Linked DNA regions of Homo sapiens: region 2 is linked to region 1. The links are chromatin contacts, found by Hi-C or POLR2A ChIA-PET in ENCODE. All regions are on one chromosome and are shown on one strand. Each heading gives the region's core, a stretch centred on a gene start or an enhancer-like site at or near the end of the contact. The rest is flanking DNA. Distances are from core to core; before and after follow the strand shown.

What was found. A loop is a pair of places that touch in the nucleus more often than their neighbours do. ChIA-PET counts read pairs that join two places held with the same protein, here RNA polymerase II (POLR2A). Pooled maps may share reads with other maps.
Region 2: a loop to region 1 is called in a pooled map, with 8 times the contacts of the local background. The contact joins two enhancer-like sites. A Hi-C loop is called at or near these places in 1 of 37 single-sample maps with no recorded cell type and 6 of 50 pooled maps. POLR2A ChIA-PET finds 5 or more read pairs at or near these places in 1 of 52 experiments (BJ).

What each region holds. Positions count from the first base shown.
Region 1 is chr5:97,546,453-97,550,404 of GRCh38, reverse strand. All of the region lies in intron 2 of LINC01340 (long intergenic non-protein coding RNA 1340), which reads right to left. Among named protein-coding and RNA genes, the nearest start is that of LINC01340, 44 kb to the right of the region's middle. Within about 2 kb of position 2,229, at least 2 of the 41 ENCODE cell types and tissues checked have a DNase peak (open chromatin) inside an H3K27ac peak, as active enhancers do.
Region 2 is chr5:98,307,887-98,311,838 of GRCh38, reverse strand. No RefSeq gene overlaps it. Among named protein-coding and RNA genes, the nearest start is that of LINC01846, 150 kb to the right of the region's middle. Within about 2 kb of position 1,943, at least 9 of the 41 ENCODE cell types and tissues checked have a DNase peak (open chromatin) inside an H3K27ac peak, as active enhancers do.

The DNA of each region.
Region 1 (3,952 bases), core at 980-3,479:
CAGAGTGAGGCTGTCAGCTTTATCCTTTGTCTGAGTCACACTGCCTTCCACTAACAGAGAGTGAATGTCAAACCACAGCTGGGCTTCTTGGGATACAGGCAATTAAGGGATTCACAATAGAGGTGTTTCTCCTCTAGGTTCTCAGGAGTGATGGAGCAAAAGAAATCCAGCATCCCATCTTCCTGTGCAGAGCCACCCAACCTTTCACTCAGCTGTAGTTTTGGTCTTTCACTCAGCTGTTTCTGTGGTTTATGACTTAGTGGCATATAACTCAGATTTCAGATCTGATCATTTCAGTAATAATTGGCCAGATGTGAAAGTGTGGATAATCAATAGTATTATTGTATCCTGGGTGGTCAACAGGTAACAGGTACACAAATTCATATGATTTACAACTCAGGCAAACTGGCAGATACACTCAGGGTGCCTAATAGTGTAGATTTTTAAAAAGGAAGAAATATCAGTAGCAGTTTTTTTCTTAGGAAGATCCAATGGATTTTTAGATTTGCATTATATCACTGTGCTTATTCAACATACTATTAAGAACACTCAAAATTTAGCTGAGCCATTATTTATACCAATTAAAAGAGGAGCAAAATAGCCTAAATTTGTAACTGAAAAAGATTTGAATTTGGCTTTGGGGAACATTAAGGAATTTTTCCCTCATCATGTTTACTAAATACCTGTTGTAGGGATGACTCACTAAGTAGCTCTAGAGGGAAAGAAAAGGCATTGGGAAAGTAGCCAAATGTATCTTAATTTGATAGATTGAATCCCTGCCATTCATTTTTAAAAGATTGGTTACGGACTCGTCCTTTGAAGAAACCCTCTGTTTCATCCACGTTTCTGGCTCCTAACAGAGAATCCTCCCTGCGCTTCCCCCTCACCAAAAGAAAACAATTTGGAAAAATTATCTTCCTTTTCATATTATAAAGTTTATTAAAGTAGTGTGTACCTGGGCTCAAAACAAACAAACGAAAAACAACTTAGTACAGAAAGGTTTATTTTGAAAAGCAATTAATAACTATTTGTAACATTTTTTCTGTCCCCTATTTGTTCTGGCAAAAGAGAAACGCTTTAATTCTGCTAATTGTTCCCGTTTCAGTTGTAATGTTGATAATCTTTAAATTTTAAAAGAAAATCTTATGCATTATTTCCAGATTTATTAACTGTCATATATCATTTATTGACTTTTTGCTATGATAAATGAGGATAAAACTGACTCTCTAGAAGCACTACCCTGGTTCATAATTGAGTAGGAGTGGTCAATCCTCATTCTATTTTTCAAAACTAAGAAAAAAAAGTTAAACTAGTAGCATGCTTTTCTTCACAGGATGTCTTTTAAATCATTGCCAAGGACACTGCTACTTTAGGCATCAGTGAACTGGAATTCTATAGAGGTATTAGAATGTTGAAACCAAAGAATATGATTGAAGATATGGGTTGGTGAGTCAATTACAACTATAATCTTCTGCTCCCTTCTGTTTCTCCTACCTTGAACCCCAAGCAACCTTCTCCAGGAAATCTTTTAATGATTCTCTTATCTATCACTTTCAATGATGCATTTTACTCATAGACTTTCATGATATCTATAGTTTCTTGACTTCTTACTTTCTCATTTGAGTTTCAGCTTCACTCTTGTCTCCTAAATGAAGCTAAACACTTCTAATCATTCTCCTTAAGGGTTAACTTGCCCCTGCCTCATTACAGAACTATTTAGTTACCAAGAACCAAATTACTGTCTTTCTACTATAACCTCATGTCATTTCTATCCACACATTTAGAATTGATGTGGTGGAAAGCACTATCCACCAGGAACCCACAAGCTGACTTCCACTTCTTGATTTGAATGTGTGGCTTGGGACACATCTAGAAAAACAAAGGGATGAAGTAAATGAACCCTCAGCTCTGACCATCTGCCTACTTGGTGCAGGCACAGTGGTTAGCCTCCTTTGGCTTTCCAAAGGGCCGACACTTTGTCAATATGCACCACTATGGCCACACTAGTTGTTAAGGGCAACTTCTGTTCTGATTGGTCAGTACCCAGTCAGAATAATCTATTCTCCCAACCAATATTTATTGGGTTCCTACCAGCAGCAAGGTATCTACTAGACCCTGAATATTTATTGGATAAAATATATATTCTAAGTCAAAGTGTCTCTGCTAGTAATGTAATGTGTGACTTTGGCCCAACCACTTAACATGCCTGGGTTTCAGTTTCCTCATTTGCAAAACAGGAAATGTTCAAAGTCTGTTTTTCTCAAGTGATTTATGAGTCAGTAATGATTACACTCAAATTGGTAGAATTCACTTTTTAAAGTTACAAGTAAAGGAAATAGGTCATATTTTTACAAAAGCAATATGTTAGTTTTTAATTATAAAGAAAAGTAAAGCCAATTACCAGGGGAAAAATCAGTGCAGCCATTTTCTCCCTGAATAAATGTCTAATTATCTACAACATCTCATTTTCCAGTTTCTAGCCATATTTATATATTCAGTTGTTATTGGAATTTTCACCTTGAGAAGATATCCTGATTTGACAGAGCAAAATATAAAATATGATCTTGAAGATAAATAAATCCATTGAACTCTGCCAACCACAATCCCACTCTGTTCAAAGCTGCAGTCGGGTTCTAATTCCTCAGCAAAGAGATGAGCCTGTGCTCTGTGCCAGGCTGTGTGAACCATGTGACACAACAAAATGTGTAAGAAATTATCTCCACCTTCAAATAGTTTAAGATGCAGTAATGTGACAAGCACAAAACGTAACATGACTGTAAACAGACATGGCCTGGTGAGTCCCTAACATGTCATGACATTTCAAGAGCAAGCACTGTGTGGTTTCACAGAAAAGGGCTGCCAAAGAAGATGGGATGTAAATCTCACTGATTAAAAAAAATCAGTAGCTAACACACACAGAGACACAACATATATGCATAACACCTATGCAGATGTGTTTATGTGTGTGTGTATATATAGTGAGAGTGAAAAATGAGAACCCATTCTTATCATTAGATTTAAAGAGAACACATACATGAAGTACTTAGAACAACGCTTAGCATATAGTAAGGGCCCTAAAAGGATGAGCTGTTAGGTCATAGGAACACTGACATTTGAGAAGGCCAGAACACCCATGAGAGTCACAAATGATCACTGAACATCCTTCACACCCCCAAGCCCCAAATTTCTGACCCCTCTCTCCTGACAGGTTTGCCAGCAGAACCCAACTAGATGGACCGGTTCCTCTGGAACCTGTGGTGGGCATGCCACCCAGGTAGGCCAATCAAAGGGCCTCATCTGCTTGGCTATTTTGGTTGATCTACCAAGAGGCACGTAACACTGGTGGCATCAGATTTCTTATCTGGATTTTTCTCAAACCTGCCACTGCCCTATTCCTGCCAACCATGCAAAAATACCAATTTATTCCATGGAAAGAGAAAAAAGATTAACTAGGAGGAGAGATCTCATTACCTGACAGGAGATAATGTCTTTGAAAAAATTAAACAAGCACCAGAGAACAGAATAACTAGGGATTTGTAGCCTTTAAAATATTTTAGCCTCTAGAGATACCTATAATTGTGCTTTTAGCATGAAATCTATGAAATAAATTTTGAGATTTATGGATATTTATTTTTCCTATGAAAATTTTCTTGGAATCATAATGGTGTAGTTTCTGCACTATGTCTTTTAAAAGCTAGTTGCAGGTGGGATCTCTCTCTCATTATGTGAAAGGCTAGCATTTGCTCAATTTAAATGTGTGTATTCTTTGCAATCTTTCCCTAACAAGTTTCTTTATAGCACATCTCTTGAAAAAGTGCAGTATTACTTGTTAGAAAATAAAACTTTTATCCTTTTTAAAAAGCATTAATATATGAAGTTAATAATCTTGATTGTAAAAAAGAACTTTCTGAAAGGAAATGACACTTTTACAATCTTGAGTTGATAATAGGAC
Region 2 (3,952 bases), core at 694-3,193, 760 kb before region 1:
ATCCAACATATATTTAAACACACTCAATGATGAGAAATTTACAACATTTTTAGGTAGTTTATCTTTGGGCGATTTTGTTAGAAAGCTCACTTATATTGACTCAATTTCTTTGAAGTTTACCTAGAAGATATTCACTAAACAGTATTGACTGAATAAATGCATGATTGGATTGGGTAAAATTAATTTGCAAAGAAGGTGACATAAGAAACAGGTATCCTGACAAGGCTTGACGGTTCATAGACTGGCAGTGATTAAAGGTGCCAGAAATCTTCAGAAAATTGATGTAAGAATTAAATAAAAAACTATACCCTGAGATTATTTTCTGTAGAGGCAAATAGGCCTTCACCCTCCTACTCTGAGGAGAATAAGATGCAGTTTAGTATAATAACTGATATTTATAAAAACTGTGTGTTACTGAGAAGAGGTTCTATCATGTAAAGTATATTTTTAAGTTATCTAAAAATATATTTACATGGTAATATTTGTTCTCCAATAGTAGCAAATAAGTAAGACCTTATTGTAATTCTGAAAACAAGTCAGACTTCTAAAGATTGTATGCACATTACGTTCAAATCAAATCTTTCTGAGAATGGGACAGAAATAAGAATATGATAATAATGCTTTAAATGTAATGGAGAGGGACTTATTAGAAGCATGCATTGAATTTGAAGCATAAAGATATTCAACTGAGCAAAATAAAATAACTTTATTTTGAAATCCCTTGTATGAATTTATCAAGTGCAATGCCTATGGTCAATTAGAAGAAACCGGACTAAACTTGAAATTCTGCCTGTTCATTTCTGAGGCACTTTTTGATATGTCAAGTTTGCTTTCCCATCGTTCTAGCTTTGATAAATATTGATATTTATATATTTACCTCTGTATTGTTACATGTATATGTATATATAAGGAGGGAAACACAAACACATATCATATATTGCAAGAAGGCCTAAATCGCATTTGCTGTTTTAGATCTCTACTTGCCTCTAAAATGACAGCATTTCATAGTGGGCTCCAAGTTACGAGATCTGGTTTCTTGTCCCAGATCTGGCATTGTACACTGGGGGGCAAGCATTTACAATCTTCATATGCTTGAGAATTTTTCTGATTAAATGATTACTAATGTCCTAGCTAACTTCAATATCTTATAATATCACAATCCTATGAGTATTTTGGATTGGGAAAATCTCTCACATCTCTAATATGTGAATGTCAACCAAAGGATAATGGGAGTGAAATACCATGATGATATGTGCTGGGCATCTGCCACTTGCTACTCAGACTCCATCCTTTGTACTGCGAGGCTGCAGGAGCCAGTCTTTATGGATTACATCAATAGGGTCCCTTGAACTCAGAGGAGGGGAAGAAAAAAGGGAAGGATGAAGAGTGAGGTTGGAGTGTATATTCCTTTGCTTCTTTTCTGCAAGTCATTATTGCAGGCAGACTGTGTGACTCAAGCCTGTAGCTCCTGTCAGTTTACAGTGACTGCCCACCCTCCTTGCTTCCTCAGGCCTACCCAGTGCCATGTTCTTAGCCCTGTTGTACTACACTCCTCTTTGTGAATTCCTTATTCTCTGACCACATTTTTGCAAATATTTTCTTCGTTAAAGTCATTACAAATTATGCCAAGCTGAATGTGGCATCACTTTCCTGCTGGGATCCTAAGTGGCTGGGAATACAAACCCCTGGGTGGCTGCAGCTGGGAGGATGGCTATTGTGTTGCACGGGATGAATACTGGAATTACTCCCTCTGTCTCAGTCATCAACCAGGCACTTCCTCTCTCTGACCAGAGGCACAGGAAACCACAGCACTCTCATTGCTATGGGACAGGTCAATGGAAAACAGTGACACACAAGACAGAGCACTGCAAGCAGAGGGAGAGAGAGTGTCTCTCACAGGCTTTTGCAGAGTGAAAGGAAAGCCAGTCTCCGGGAGAAAGCGTTATTTTGTGCTGAGAACACGGAAGAGTGAATCATCTCAGAAAGATTGCTCATTTGCAGAGTAAACTCTGTGTCGTCAGAGAGGAAGAGGTTGGGGATTTTTCACAAAAGTTACCAATCCATTGATAAAAGGAAGAAACAATCTATACTCGGCCAGCCTGTCTTTTAATTGGCAAGATCCAGTTTCTTAGCAGAACTGAACAACTTAGAAGGGATAGAAACTGCGCCAAGAGAAAGGAAAAGACCAGACTTGTTAGCATCTGACTAAGAGTTCTCATCAGTTATAGTGGAAAAAGCAAAGTATAAAAAAAACCTTGAAATTAATACCAGAATCCTACTGTAAGTCATTTTGGTTTGTTATATGGACATTTGCTTTAGTTAAATAGATATGGAGGTGGATGATAGATGGATAGATAGATCAATAGAGAATTCCATAACATATGTTTAGACATTTTCATACAGTCCCAAATTAAAGAAGTGTGAATTGAGTAAACCTCACTAACCTTTCCAGTTAGGATACTTATATTTGCGGTAGGTATTTAAAACATGTTTTCATTTACGGAAAAAAATATATTAAGTACCGAGTATATGCTGAGCATTGTATGAATAACCAAAACAAACAGCTTTATTTCTCTTTATGTGTTAATAAGTGAGAAGGACATATAAAGAATGAAGCACAGTGAAGCATTCCAATTATAGCTGCCATTCCTTCTGTCCGACATGATTTTCCATCCGATCACCATGTGACTCATCCTTTATCACTTTCCTGTCTTATCTCAAACAGCACCTGTTCAGTGAGGCCTTCATGAATCTTTATAACATTTTAATCCTCCCACTTTCTATTTAATTTTTTTCATATAATTTTTAAAAATAATTGTCATTCTCCACCTTCATTACAGAATACAAACTCAATGAGGGAGAGTTTCATGTTTTTTTTTTTTTTTTTTGGTTTGCTTTGCTTAGTGCTTTAACTCCAGAACTCAGAACAGTGCCCAGCACATACAGGAGTTATTTATTTTTATTTTTTTTTTTTTTTAGTGAAAGGTAGGAAAAAGGAGGGGGAAGGGGTTCAGGGGAAACACTCAGGAGAGGAGTCACTTTTACATTTGAGGTGAGGTCAGGAAAGGCTCTGTGAAGCTCTTACCTTTGATCTGAGTCTTGAAAGATGAGTGGTTTTTTAGGTGGTGGTAGAGGGTGTTGAATAAATAAAGGCAGTGATCTAAAAGACATATCAATCACATTTATTTGAGTGCTGATTAAAGTTATAAATGTTTAATTGGTACCCTCATTAATAGAAATTTTTCTATCACTATATATATATTCAATCAGATTCTGGAGGAAAATGCCTGGGAAAGGTTGAGTAGTAGTTCTAGCTCAGGTGATTTTGTCCCCCCAGGGAAATTCTGAAGTGTCTGAGACATTTTTGGTTGTCACACTGATAGAGAGTGCTATTGGCATCTGGTAGGTAGAGGCCAGGGATATTACGAAACATTCCACATTGCACAAGACAGTGCCCCAAACATAGGCTCATCTAGCTCAAAATGTTAATAGTGACACAGATGAGAAACTCTGATTTAAAGAGAATTAGTGAAATTGAGACTAATCTCTAAAGTCTGTGCCAACACTGAATCTGAGGTTGTTTTTGAGTAGGATTTGTTTTAAACTAATTTCATTGAAGGTATACAGGATAATTAAGAGCACATTTGTTATGACTGAAACAAATCTGAGTGTCCCTCAAAGTATGTGTTAGCTTTTTTGAATATGACTGTCATAGAGTCCAGTAGTCTACCTTGTCTTCAGGGAATACGTTCTAAGGCCTCCAGTGGATATTTTAAACCACAGATGGTGGCAAACCCTATATATATTATGTTTGGTTTTGATCTGATAACTGAGATGGTTACTAAGTGACTAATGGGCAAGTAGCATATACAATGTGGATACACTGAATAGAGGAATGATTCACGTTCTGTGGGGGACAGAGTGGGGCAGTGAGTGATTTCTTCAGGCTACT